3 separate regions of the Homo sapiens genome follow, and all the other regions are linked to region 1. Evidence: chromatin contacts called from ENCODE Hi-C or POLR2A ChIA-PET data. All regions are on one chromosome and are shown on one strand. The core of a region is the stretch at or near the end of the contact, and the rest is flanking DNA. Distances in the headings are between cores, read along the strand shown.

Region 1 (4,437 bases), core at 1,410-3,909:
AATAGCTGGGACTACAGAGGCGTGCCTGGCTAATTTTTTATTTTATTGTGGAGACAGAGTCTTGCTATGTGGCCCAGGCTGGTCTCAAACTCCTGGGCTCAAATGATCCTCCTGCCTCAGCCTCCCAACGTGCTAGGATTACAGGCATGAGCCACAGTGCCTGGCCCTCAAAAAATTTATATTGTGGCTGGGTGCAGTGGCTCACACCTGTAATCCCAGTGCTTTGGAAGGCTGAGATGGGTGGATCACCTGAGGTCAGGAGTTCAAAACCAGCCTGGCCAACATGGTGAAACCCCATCTCTACTTAAAAATATAAAAATTACCTAGGCATGGTGGCAGGCACCTGTAATCCCAGCTACTCGGCAGGCTGAGGCAGGAGAATCGCTTGAACCCGGGAGGTGGAGGTTGCAGTGAGCCGAGAGTGAGCCATTGCACTCCAGCCTGGGTGACAATAGCGAAACTCAGTCTCAAAAAAAAAAAAAAAAAAAAAAAAAAAAAAATATATATATATATATATATATATATATATATATATATATATATATATATATATAGTAAGCATTTCTGTATTCATTAACTATATCAAAAAACTAAGCCAGGCACAGTGGATCTCACCTATAATCCCAGCACTTTGGGAGGCCAAGGCAGGAAGACTGCTTGAGCCCAGGGGTTTGAGACCTGCCTGGGCAACACAGGGAGGCCTCATCCCTACAAGTAATTTTAAAACTACCCGGGTGTTGTGGCATGCACCTGTGGTCCCAGCTACTTGGGAGGCTGAGGTGGGAGAACTGCTTGAGCCCAGGCTGTCGAGGCTGTGATGAGCCATGACCGCATTACTGCACTCTGGCCTGGGCGACAGAGTGAGAACTTGTCTCAAAAAAAAGACAAGAAAAAGAAAAAGATGCTGGGAAATGCGAACCAAATGCTCTGTGAAAGGACAGTAGTTCCAACTGGTAATGCCTCTCCTTGGAAACTGGGCTATTAGGAAAGGAGTAAATCCAACAGGTGCGGGAGCAGCTTCCTGGTTGTCACCAGGCACATGGGCTCTGGAGTTTGAAAGATCTGGGTACTAATAATTCCTGCTCAGTTACTAACTGTGTGATATTGGACAACTTCTTATCTTCTATCCTCAGTGTTCTCATCTGCAAAACAAGGAGAATATTTACCATACACTATGACTAGTGGGACTGACACATCATAGTTCAATAAACACAGCTGCATACCTCTGAGGTGCAAGTGAAAAAAGACAGGAAAGCAGACACTCACCTTCTCTGCAAAGGTGAAAATCTTTCTCTGATCAATGCCTCCAAATTGGGCATCTACTTTTAAATACTCTTCATCCAAAGCCTGTGGAAAGAAACACATGAACATAAACATCTACTTTATTTTTTTGAGACAGAGTCTCGCTCTGTCGCCCAGGCTGGAGTGCTGTGGCGTGATCTCGGCTCACTGCCACCTCTGCCTCTCAGGTTCAAGTGAGTCTCCTGCCTCAGCCTCCCGAGTAGTTGGGATTACAGACATGCACCACCACGCCCGGCTAATTTTTTGTATTTTTAGTAGAGACAACGTTTTGCCATGTTGCCCAGGCTGGCCTTAAAATCCTGAGCTCACCTTGGCCACCCACCTTGGCCTCCCAAAGTGCTGGGATTACAGGCGAGAGCCACCATGCCCAGCCTAAACATCTACTTTATTTCTTCTATATGGGTCTGAGAAATCAGAAACTTTAGGAAATTACTAGATTTTTCAGAAGGTAAAGCCAAGAAGAAAATAAACAGCAGTCAGCTTCCCTCTTGGCCTCAAAAGCTGCAAAGACAGTTGCTGAGTGTTTGCGGTGAACATTACTCTATGTGGATGTCATGGGATAAAAAAATAAGAGTAGTCTCTGCCCTCAGGATATGCAGAATCCTGCAGGGAGGGAGAGAAGAAGAAAACAAACCATAGTCATGCCAAAGGTATTCTACTGAATAAGGTGGCCTGTGACAAATGAAATATAAGTAGCATAAAGAAGTCCTGTGAGAATTCGGGAAAAAGGTAAGACTGAACTAGAAAACAGTGACTGTCTGGGTGCGATGGCTCACGCCTGTAATCCCAGCACTTTGGGAGGCTGAGGTGGAAAGATCACTTGAGCCCGGGTGTCTCTCCAAAAATAAAAAACAAACAAACAAACAAAAAGAAATTAGCCAAGTGTGATGGTGCGCATCTATAGTCCCAGCTACTCAGGAGGCTGAGGTAGGAGGATCACCTAAGCCCAGAGAGGTCGTGGCTGCGGTGAGCCATGATCGTGCCACTGCACCCGAGCCTGGGAGACAGAGTGAAGCCCTGTCTCAAAAAATAAAATTAAATTAAAATAAATAAATAAAACAGTGACTGTCACTTATGACATGCCAGGCCTGCTGCCAGCTCCGTGGATGGTGAGATAAATCAGACCCAGACTCTCCCTTCAAGAAGCCCAATTATCCAGCTGGGGAGAGACATGTAAACAGATCATTTCAACTCAGCGTGCTAAGGGTTAACCCAGATGTTCATATAAGGAACAGTGTTGACATAAAAGAAGAAATTATCTCTATTTAGTAAGATGGGTGTGGAGAAGTCTTCCTAGAATCAGATTGTGGGCTAAGCTTGGTTTTGAACAACATATAGATGTTTTTCACCATGCAGAGGAAATAGAATGTGAGAAGGCACAGAGGTGTGAAGTGTTTAGGGAAATTTTGAGTGATTCAGTCTGCAAAAGTACGAACTTCAAGGGAGGTGGGAAGTAGTGACTGATGAGGTTAGAAAAGTAGGTAAAGACCATGAAATGTCATGCTAGGGTGCCTAGTGTTATCTTGGCCAATGAAAGGTTTTAAGGAGAGGAGAAATATGACCAGCACTGTAGGAAGATCTCAACAGTAACAGGGCAGGGCAGAGACTGGAGACTCATGGGTTGGAGACAAAGTGAATGCCTCAAAGGCTATTGTGAAAGTCTAAGTGAGAAATATCGATGGACAAAAGACAATGAGGACGCAGAGCAAGAATGAATTTAAGACATTTTAAAAAAGTAGAATCGATAAGATTTAGTGCATAATTGGCTGAAGGGAAGAGGAAGAGAAGGCTGAACAAGCAGGAACAGTCTAGAACAGCATTATCCAACAGAATCTTCTGTGGTGATGAATATATTATATGTCTGTGCTGTCCAATATAGTAGCTAACCAAGAACTTGATATATAGCCAATGTGACTAGAGAACAAAAATTTCCATTTTATTTAATAGCCACATATGACTAGGACTAGAGGCTACCACATTAGACAGTACAGACCTAGTTTTTTCTTTCTTTCTTTTTTTTTAGAGATGGAGTCTCACACACACAGAATAAAACAGAGATGGAGTCTTGCTACGTTGCCTAGGCTGGTCTTGAACTCCTGGCCTCAAGCGATCCTCCTGCCTTGGACTTGGGATTATAGGCATAAACCATGGCGCCCAGCCAACAGTGCAGAACTAGCATGTCTCCGGGTTTTCTTTTTTTAAGATAGGGTCTCACTCTGTCACCCAGGCTGGAGGGCAGTGGCATGATCTCGGCTCACTGCAACCTCCACCTCCTGCGTTCAAGCGATTCTCCCACCTCAGCCTCACAAGTAGCTGGGACTACAGGGGCATGCCACCACACCTGGCTAATTTTTGTATTATTTGGCAGAGATGGGGTTTCACCATGTTGGTCAGGCTGGTCTTGAACTCCCAACCTCAAGTGATCTGCCTGTCTTGGTCTCCCAAAGTGTTGGGATTACAGGTGCCAGCCACTGCGCCCAGCTCCAGGTTTAACCTTGGAAAATATCTCTTTGAGGTGACAAGGGAAAATTTTATTTTCTCATATCAAGCATTATAAAGGGCTAGACGTGTTGGCTTACGCCTGCAATTTCAGCACTTTGGGAGACTAAGGCAGGAGGATCACTTGAGGCCAGGAGTTCAAGACCAGCCTAGACAACATAGTGAGACCCTGTCTCTACAAAAAATTTAATTAAAAAAAATTATACAGATATACAAAGAAAAAGTGAAGTCTATCCATATTTTCATCCTGCCTTCACAAGGTAAACAGTATCAACAGCTTGGTTTGTACTTTTCTTTTTTTTTTTGGAGATGGAGTCTTGCACTGTCTGTCACCCAGGCTGGAGTGCAGTGGTGCGAGCTCCGCCTCCTAGGTTCATGCCATTCTCCTGCCTCAGCCTCCTGTGTAGCTGGGTCTACAGGCGCCCGTCACCACACCTGGCTAATTTTTTGTATTTTTAGTAGAGATGGGGTTTCACCATGTTAGCCAGGATGGTCTCGATTTCCTGACCTCGTGATCTGCCCGTTTTGGCCTCCCAAAGTGCTGGGATTACAGGCGTAAGCCACTGCACCCGCCTGGTTTGTATTTTTCTACCCTTCTCCTTGCTCGTACAAATATATGTGCACACAAAGGAAACA
Region 2 (4,437 bases), core at 973-3,472, 690 kb before region 1:
GTCTCTGCTTTTCAGGAGATAGTGGGTGGGAGCCGGAGAGTCTGGAGGCAGGAGGCCAGAGAGGAGGCAGGCAAAACAGAACAGGGCAAAGTGATGAGGTCTCACCTTAAGCAGGGGCAGTAGGAAGGGAAATAAAGTGCGCCCCTTCCTGACCTTCATCCTAGAGTTTTCCTTTTGATTTCTTTGCCTCAAGAAAATGGGCCAGGCGCACAACTAAAGTTGGCAGTTTGTTGTGACAGGCCCTTGTTCTGCTTCCAGAAGATAGATCCCTCTGTGTCTTGAAGATATAGCCTGGCTCTGTGTGTCGAGGTGGGGGACAGGAGGGCTGCCATGTCATGGAAAAAGAAAGGCCTGATATGTACTAGCCATACGTCCCGTGATTGAAAAGGCATATGAACAATAAAAGCCTCAATTTCCTCATCTCTAAAAGGGGAGATCATGTCCCTTGCTCTGTGTAACTCAATTTTTTGTTCATTCCTTTGTTTATTCATTCAATAGTTATTTATGGAGCACACACAATGTGCCAGATTCTGTGCTAGGTGCTGGAGATACGGTGGTAAACAATATAGAACCCACCCCTGCCTTCAAGGAGCTTGCTGTGAGGATAAATGAAATGATTATGAAATCACTCTGTTAACTATACTGCATGGGTCTCATTGTTTTTCTTTTTTTTTTTTAGAGACGGGGGATCTTGCTATGTTGCCCAGGCTGGTCTCGAACTCTTGGGCTCAAGCAATCTGCCGCCTCAGCCTCCTAAAATGCTGGGATTACAGGAATGAGCCACCATGTCCAGCCCATTTCTTTCTCTCTCTCTCTCTCTCTTTTTTTTTTTTTTAGAGACAGGGTCTCACTCTATCACCCAACCTGGAGTATAGTGACACAGTCATGGCACTGCAGCCTTGACCTCCCGGACTCAAGTGATCCTCTCGCCTCAGCCGCCCAAGTACAAGTGCTCATTACCATGCCTGGCTAATTTTTTTCTTTTAATTTATTTTTTGTGGAGATGGGGTCTCACTGTGTTGCCCAGTCTGGTCTTGAGCTCCTGGCCTCAAGTGATTCTCTGGCCTCAGCTTCCCAAAGTGTTAGGATTATAGACAAGCGTGAACCACCACACCCAGCCCTATTTTTCTATTTCTCATCTCCCAATAAGATTGCAACCTCAACTAGGGCTACCTACGTAGGCCTAATCAGAAAACCTGAGTTTAGTCTTACTTCTTTGTTTCCTTCTCTCCATAGCCTCATTGAGCAAGGCACTTCCCCTCTCTAGATGATTCGTTGTTCATATTCAGCCCAAGGTCTATGATTGCTGTTTTTGTTTTTAGAGACGGAGTTTTGCTCTTGTCTCCCAGGCTGGAATGCAGTGGCACAATCTCGGCTCACTGCAACCTCTGCCTCCCGGGTTAAAGCAATTCTCCTGCCTCAGCCTCCCAAGTAGATTACAGGCATGCGCCACCACACCCAGCTAATTTTTGTATTTTTAGTAGAGACCATGGGCAGGCTGGTCTCGAACTCCTGATCTCAGGTGATCCGCCCGCCTCGGCCTACCCAAAGTGCTGGGATTACAGGCGTGAGCCACAGCGCCCAGCCGATTGGTTTCAACTATTAGAAGAAGGGATAAACTGGCCCGGAGCGGTGGCTCAAGCCTGTAATCCCAGCACTTTGGGGGCGGGCGGATCACCTGAGGTAAGGAGTTCAAGACCAGCCTAGCCAACATGGTTGAAACACCGTCTCTAGTAAAAATACAAAAATTAGCCAGGCGTGGTGGCAGGCGCCTGTAATCCCAGCTACTCGGGGGGCCGAGGCAGGAGAATCGCTTGAACTCGGGAGGCAGAGTGTGCAGTGAGCCGAGATCGCGCCATCGCACTCCAGCCTGGGGGGACAAGAGCGAGACTGCGTCTCAAAAAAAAAAAAAAAAAAAAAAAAAAAAAAAGGAGGGATAAGCTTCTGGGAGAAAAAGTTCCGGGTAAAGAAATCTCACTATAAAAAAGAAATAGTAGCAGAAACAGCTGGGAACTCCTAGACACACTTAACTTTCTTAGGTATCCCTTCCAGTCTCCTCCCAACCACTCCTTTCCTATTTCATTTCCACTCCCCACCTTTAGTAGCTGCGGTCTCTTTAAGTGCGCACTTTCGGTGTAATGATAGGCGATTGGGCCAATAAAGCGTTTCGTCCTGGAGTTAACTGGTTTGTCCCTTTCGGGCTGCCGTCCTACAGATCCGCCATATTGTCTACTGAAAGCTGCCGCTGAAGCTGCCGCCGTTGCCTCCGCCGCCAAGAGTGAGCGAGCGGACCCGCGATGGGTGAGTGAGGAAACCACGCAGTAGGGTTCTTGGGCTCAGGGAGTGTCGGGGCCTGGGATTTGGCGAGAGCCTGTCTCCGGTCTGCGGAAGATGTCTGCATCCCCTCTAGCTAGGTCTGAGGGGAAAAGTCAGGCCGGGAGTGCCCCTCTTGCCAGTTTTGGGCCGAGCTAGGGCCCGTGCTGGAAGCAGTCCTTTGGTGCTGGTTTCGGGGACACCTTGGCACGCCTGGAGCCCCCCACATGGTGGCCTCGGGCAGGAGCCCACGTGTTCCTGGGAGGTAGAAAGGGGCCTACTCTCTGTCCTGCGCCCAGACTGGGGCTGGGGGACGGGCTCCCGGCGGCAGGCCTGGGCGGCGCTAAGGTAGCTTTCTCCTGGGTTGTGTTTGGCCAACGCGTGTCTTGACTAGATTCAGTGGCTCCCCTGAACTCAGGGAAGTCCTACCTACGTAGCGAGGTGGAGTCCTCTAGTGAGGGGACGTCAGGCGAGCCAGCACTAGGCCGGTAAGCATGGGCAGCCAGGCCGAGGGCAGCTTGCGCCGCTGAAGGCCGGGAGAACGGAATCAAGGCGGAAATAGTGTGGTTCGGTTGGGCTCAGAGTGGCATCGCTTGTGATGGTAGAACACCAAAGGCCAAGTCCTCTTGGCCATCTTTAGGTTGAGGACTTTAGGTTTCTGGGCTGGCCCTGGTAAGGAGAAAAGGAGCGACCTGTTGATCTTTCTGAGGGGACTCCGGCTGGCAAGGCCTCTGTTCAGAGAGAATACCATGGCGAAGTCTTTGGATTTAGAGACAGAACCAACAGTGGTAATTCCTCTAAAGCAGTAAAAATTGTGAAATTTGCTAAGCTCTTTCTACGTACGGGCATTGTTCTGATTGCTTTACATGTCTTGTTTTACTTAATTTGTACAACCTAAGGAAATAGATGCTACCATTGCCATTTTACAGATGTGGAAGCTGAGCTTTAGAGAGGTAAAGTAACTTACCCAAGGTCATGCAGTGGCTAAGCCAGGGTGAACACTCCCAAGCCTAGTTTGTAACTGCTGTTTGTTGTTGTTGTTGATAGAGTCTTGCTCTGTCGCCCAGGCTGGAGTGCAGTGACGCGATCTCGGCTCACTGCAACCTCCTGCCTCCCGGGTTCAAGCGATTCTCCTGCCTCAGCCTCCCGAGTAGCTGGGATTACAGGCACCCACCACCACGCCCGGCTGATTTTTGTGTGTTTTTGGTAGAGACAGGGTTTCGTCATGTTGGCCAGGCTGGTCTCGAACCCCTGACCTCAAGTGATTCGCCTGCCTCGGCCTCCCAAAGTGCTGGGATTACAGGTGTGAGCCACTGCGTCCAGCCTGTTTTTTTGTTTTGTTTTTTTTTTTAAATGACCTGGCCCTCTAGTGGTTGGGCAGGGAGAAAAGGGGAAAAAAGCTTTTAACCCTAGGCAAAGTTGTAAATGTGTTTGGGTTTTCTGTTTGTTTATTTTGTTTTGTTTTGCTTTTTGTTTTTGCATGTGGGCCCATTATGAAATCTTTTTTTTTTTTTTGAGACGGAGTCTGGCTCTGTTGCCCAGGCTGGAGTGCATTGGCGCGATCTCGGCTCACTGCAACTACCACCTTCCCGGGTTCACGCCATTCTCCTGCCTCAGCCTCCCGAGTAGTTGGGACTACAGGTGCCCGCCACCACGCCTGGATAATTTTTTTTGTATTTTTTTGTATTTTTAGTGGAGACGGGGTTTCACCGTGTTAGCCAGGATGGTCTTGATCTCCTGACCTCGTGATCCTCCCGCCTCGCCTTCCAAAGTGCTGAGATTACAAGCGTGAGCCACCATGCCCGGCCACTTTGAAATCCTTTTTCTGAACGAAACTGAAGGAGTCCAGAGTGAATTGATAACTCTAATTATTGTGTGTGGGGCAAGCAAAATGAGAATCTGGAATTGAATTTTTTTTTTTTTTTTTTTTTTTCTGAGAAGAAATTTCACTCTTGTCTCCCATGCTGGAGTGCAGTGGCCAGATCTCGGCTCACTGCAACCTCTGCCTCCCGGGTTAAAGCAATTTTCCTGCCTCAGCCTCCTGAGTAGCTGGGATTACAGGCATCCACCACCACACCTAGCTAATTTTTGTATTTTTAGTAGAGACAGGGTTTCACCATGTTG
Region 3 (4,437 bases), core at 1,000-3,499, 550 kb after region 1:
TGCTGTGCTGGTTATCTTAAGGTTCAAGACAGCCTCTTGCCCGATAACCAACACAGTCAGGTACTTTATTTCTGTTCTAAAGTCAAAACGATGGGAAGCCCTACATCCCTTGTGACCTAAACCTAAATCCTAATCAATAGGGTCTGCCACAGGTCTGTTGCCCTGTACCAGAATAAAAGATGGGCGGGTGGGGGAGGTGGGAAGAAATACAAGAGCAAGAAGGAATTTCCTTGCCTCATTAGCCTGTAATGTTCATGCTGACCTAGAAATCCTGGCAGTTCCAACATTTGGGTTGACTCAGGCGGGGAAGAAAAATCCCAGGTGAATGATAATTGGATTACCCAGTTATGCTCCAGAGCCAAATGGCTGGAAAAGGCCAGGTCAGTAGGCTGTGGTACAAAGTGACATTATTTTTTAAACCAAAAATGGAGATACTCAGGCTGATGGACAATGGGATGGAATAGTTTAAATTGGGGCTGTCCTAGAAAAATCAGGGACATATGATGGATTTAGGTAGGTAGCTTATTTTGCAAGGGATCCTCTGGGCCCAATATGCTAATGGAGAGGGGATTAAAGATCAAACACGGGAGATATCCGAGGGGAAGGCTGTCATTGATTTGTAAGGGAAGAAAAAGATGAAAAGAGTGTGTTCCGTACACAGCACATGAAGGTACATATCGTAGGTATGGAGTAGGAAGGAAAGGAAAGTTGTTCAGAACCGAAAGTATGTGGGTGAGATCAGTTCAGGTTATGGAAGACGGGTGGGTGGGCAGTAGCAGGGCACTGACTGGTATCCGACACGGGGCCCAGGGCTTAGTTCAGATGGTAGCGTCGCCACTGGTTTGCAACCTGACCTTGGGCCAATTATTTCCCTGTCTGTGGACTTCAGTTTAAATACAGAATCTCACAAATCCCGATTTTAATGTAAAGAAGCAACAAATATAGTCTACCTTCATTTGGCATAGGAAGGAGAGAAAACGCTCTTCTAAAAATGGAAGAAAAGACACAGAACAGCTTGTCCCTTTCCATCCAATTAAAAACCTCGTGAGACTGAACTAGATTAAAAACAAAACTCTCCAGCGAAGCCGCAGGCGCCTCCAAGATAGGGAGTCCACCACCAATAAAGTACGGCAGATGCCAGCAGTCTCGTCCCCGAACGCACCGTCCGTCCCAGGGAAGTCGCAGCGGCGGGGAGGCCGGTCCTAGGTTGGGGCTGGGGTGGGGTGTGCGGGGCCTGGGGACGCGGAAGCTGCGGCGCGCCGAGGTGACACGGCTTCCAGGGGCGACGGGCGCGCAGGGTCCCCAGGCGAGCGAGGCTGGGGAGCAGGGCACCTCCCAGGCGCCGCGCGGACGAGAGCCGCGACTGGCACGGCCTGGCAGCCGCGTAGGCCCGGGCCGTTAGGGGCACCGAGGGCGGTGCCCGACTTCCAGTGCGGCGAGCGCGGCCCCCGGCCTCCCTACTGGCGAGAACCCCTCCCCCGCCCCGGCACTGACCTGTCCAGGGCCCGGCTGGGCCTGGCCGGGCGGGGCCTACGCAGCCCCTCGGCCGGGCGCCGACTCGCGCGGGGTCCCGGGCCCGGGCGGGCCGCCTCCTCTCCGCCGGGAGCCTCCGAGCCGGGGCCCGGGGCTGCCGCGGCGCATCCGACCGCACCGGCCTGGCCGGCGTCAACAAAGGGCGGCCGGGGCGCGAGGCCGGGACGGGGGCGCGAGGCCGGGGCGGGAGCGCGGGCGGCGGCCGGGGTTGCGCGCGCGCGCGCGGCGGGCGCTCGAGGGCTGCAGCCGCCGCGGAGACAATGCGGCGAGTCTGGGACGGCTCCCGCGGCCGCCTCCGCCGGGGGCGGGGCGAGGGAGCGGGGCGGGGAGGGGCGGGGCCGCGGGAGGGGCGGGGCGGACACGGGCCGCGCGCTTCCTTTGTGCGGCGAGCCCCGCCTCGCGCCCTCCGGAAGGCGGGTTAGGGACGCCCGGGGCTCAGCTTAGGGAGGCGGGCGCCACGCCACGAGGAGGCTGCCCTGATAGCCGGTGCAAGTGCTCCTTGGCGGGGCGGCCCGCGACTCCCGCCTTGGACCGTTCACTCCCTGAGGGGCCTGGGGGTCAGTCAGAAGACTAACGACCACCAGTCACCGAGAGCTCAGTTCGTGCCAAACCCTGCTCGCGCTGTCCCCGACTTATTGTTCACAACGACCCTACAAGTCATTCTCCTTCCCACTGGGAACCGAGGATCAGAGGGAAGTCATGGCCCGAGTGCCCCGGTCACACCTCCGTGAGCGGCCTCGGGCTCGCGGTTGAGGCTGATTGAGGAAGTGGGTTCAGGCGGCCCGCCGTGCCTGGCACACGGTCAGAGTCCCGTAAGTGTTGGTTATCTTCCCCAAGCGCACCGGGTGAACCTGCGCTGTCGTGGCGAAGCATACTCATTCAGCACGCGCGCGAGGGGCTGCGGGGGTACAGAGACGTGCAGCGTGACACAGTCCCCACCCTCAGGAGCGCGAGGCGCAGGAAGGTGCTGGACACACGCCAGGCACTTCTCTCCATTCTTGACTTCCCTCTGTTCCCAACATGGTCCCATTTTCTTGCCTTCCTTAGTATTCATATTCGTTGCCTGCCTTTCTTCTCCCCCCACCCCTTTCCACTCTCAGGCCTCATCCCATCTTCTTTGTTTACATTTATTTTACATTCCCCGAATATTTACTTAGCTCCCTTTCTCCTCTATTTTTCAAATTTTCAACCCCCCTTTTCATTAATATTCATATTTCCTTCTCCTCTGCCTCTGCATTTCTTACACTTATATTTTGTTTTATAAACTAGGGTAACACAGGATTGTATCCTCAACTCCTGTTCCCTAACATGCCCACACTTTCCTGCCTCCCTCTCTTAAGTTCCACCAGTTCTTCCTGGAATGCTCTTTCCTCAACTTTGCATGTCCAGGTCCTACCTATCCTTCAAGGTCCAGACTCAAGAACAGCAGTTGGCAAACTTTTTCTGCCAGGGACCAGAGAGTAAATATTTTAGACTTTGTAGGTCACACGGTCTGTGGCAACAACTCATCTCTGCTGTTGCCGCAGGAAAGCAACCACAGACAATATGTACGTGAAGGAGTGTGGTTGTGTTCCAATAGAACTTTATTTATGGGCACTAGAATTGGAATTTCAGATAATTTTCATGTATCATGAAATAGAATTCTTTTGATTTTTTCAAAAAAAAATTTAAAATGTAGAAATCATTATTAGCTTGCGAGCTGTACGAACACTGGCAATGTGATGGTTTTGGCCATTGGGCTGTAGTTTGTCAACCTCTGCTCTAGAACAATGCCTCGTCCTCCCTGAAATCTATCCTGAACATCTCTAGTTGGCAGTAACTTTTCCTGTTTTGTAGCTTTTAAATGACTTACCTCAAATCCATCTATGGCATTTATCGCATTTTACTTTCTATTGTAATTTTTTTCCTGTGCATTTTTCATCGTTTCAAGTAGACCTTCAGCTCTTGAGGTGGGGTACAGACCGTGTTTCTCAGTGTGCTACCTCCCTTCCCACAGTGCTTTGCACAGAGCAGGCATTCACACATACACAGAATGGGCCGGGCGCAGTGGCTCACACCTGTAATCCCAGCACTTGGGAGGCCGAGGCGGGCAGATCACCTGAGGTCAGGAGTTTGAGACCAGCCTGGCTAACATGGCGAAACCCTGTCTCTACTAAAAGTACAAAAATTAGCTGGGCATGGTGGTGTGCACCTGTAATCCCAGCTACTCGGGAGGCTGAGGCAGGAGAGTCACTTGAACCCGGGAGGTGTAGATTGCAGTGAGCTGAGATCACACCACTGCACTCCAGCCTGGGCGACAGAGTAAGAATGCATCTCAAAAAAAAAAAAAAAAAAAAAGACATACACAGAATGGATATTTAAGTCTTGGGTGGTTGACAGTTGTTTCCACTGTGTAAAGCTTACTTCTCTCATGAGATAGGACCTCAAGAGGAGGATGCTTGTTTGTATATCACCATGATTAGATTTCAGAAAGAAAATTTTGAGAGCTTTATGGAGGAGAAAGGCAAATGTCAGTTCATTTAGGGGTTTCTGGATTACAAACACTTGAGCAAAAAATGTTGATTACCACTGTTGCGGAGACAGGGCATGAGTACTCAGTGGGGTCCCATATGGTACTTCTATTAGCAAATTGGTAAAAGGCAAATAAAACATGCTATATAATTTACAGGTGGCAAAGTTAAGCAGAGGTGTTAGTATAATGAATAGCAGAATTCAGATAGAAAAGATTCCTGCCCCACCACTTGTTTTTTTCTATGCCTCAGTGGTCTTACCTTTAAAATGAGGATGATAAAAGTTGCTACCTCAGAGGGTTATTGTCAGGATTAAATGAGGAAATATGTGTAGTCTAGCAGAGAGGGCTCAGTAAATATTAACTATTAATCATTACTGTTTTCTTGCTAGGCT

The links. Hi-C counts contacts between places; a loop is a spot of excess contacts on that map. ChIA-PET counts read pairs that join two places held with the same protein, here RNA polymerase II (POLR2A). Pooled maps may share reads with other maps.
Region 2: a pooled map shows a loop between it and region 1 (1.8-fold over the local background). The contact joins the promoter of KPNA6 here to the enhancer-like site in region 1. A Hi-C loop is called at or near these places in 1 of 50 pooled maps. POLR2A ChIA-PET finds 5 or more read pairs at or near these places in 2 of 52 experiments (Panc1 and activated T-cell).
Region 3: a pooled map shows a loop between it and region 1 (6-fold over the local background). The contact joins the promoter of PHC2-AS1 here to the enhancer-like site in region 1. A Hi-C loop is called at or near these places in 4 of 50 pooled maps. POLR2A ChIA-PET finds 5 or more read pairs at or near these places in 2 of 52 experiments (PC-9 and WTC11).

The regions. Positions count from the first base shown.
Region 1 is chr1:32,796,497-32,800,933 of GRCh38, forward strand. It overlaps YARS1 (tyrosyl-tRNA synthetase 1), which reads right to left. Exons shown (of 13, transcript NM_003680.4): 5 at 1,267-1,347. Among named protein-coding and RNA genes, the nearest start is that of YARS1, 19 kb to the right of the region's middle. RefSeq lists an enhancer at 2,792-2,921. Within about 2 kb of position 2,660, at least 7 of the 41 ENCODE cell types and tissues checked have a DNase peak (open chromatin) inside an H3K27ac peak, as active enhancers do; they include PC-9, where a contact is called at or near this core.
Region 2 is chr1:32,105,834-32,110,270 of GRCh38, forward strand. It overlaps KPNA6 (karyopherin subunit alpha 6), which reads left to right and starts at 2,223. Exons shown (of 14, transcript NM_012316.5): 1 at 2,223-2,301. The coding sequence starts at 2,298. RefSeq lists enhancers at 1,917-2,435, 2,049-2,478, 2,436-2,953.
Region 3 is chr1:33,348,103-33,352,539 of GRCh38, forward strand. PHC2-AS1 (PHC2 antisense RNA 1) reads left to right here and starts at 2,250. Exons shown (of 3, transcript NR_125978.1): 1 at 2,250-2,345. All of the region lies in intron 9 of PHC2 (polyhomeotic homolog 2), which reads right to left. RefSeq lists an enhancer at 1,054-1,983 and a silencer at 1,439-1,958.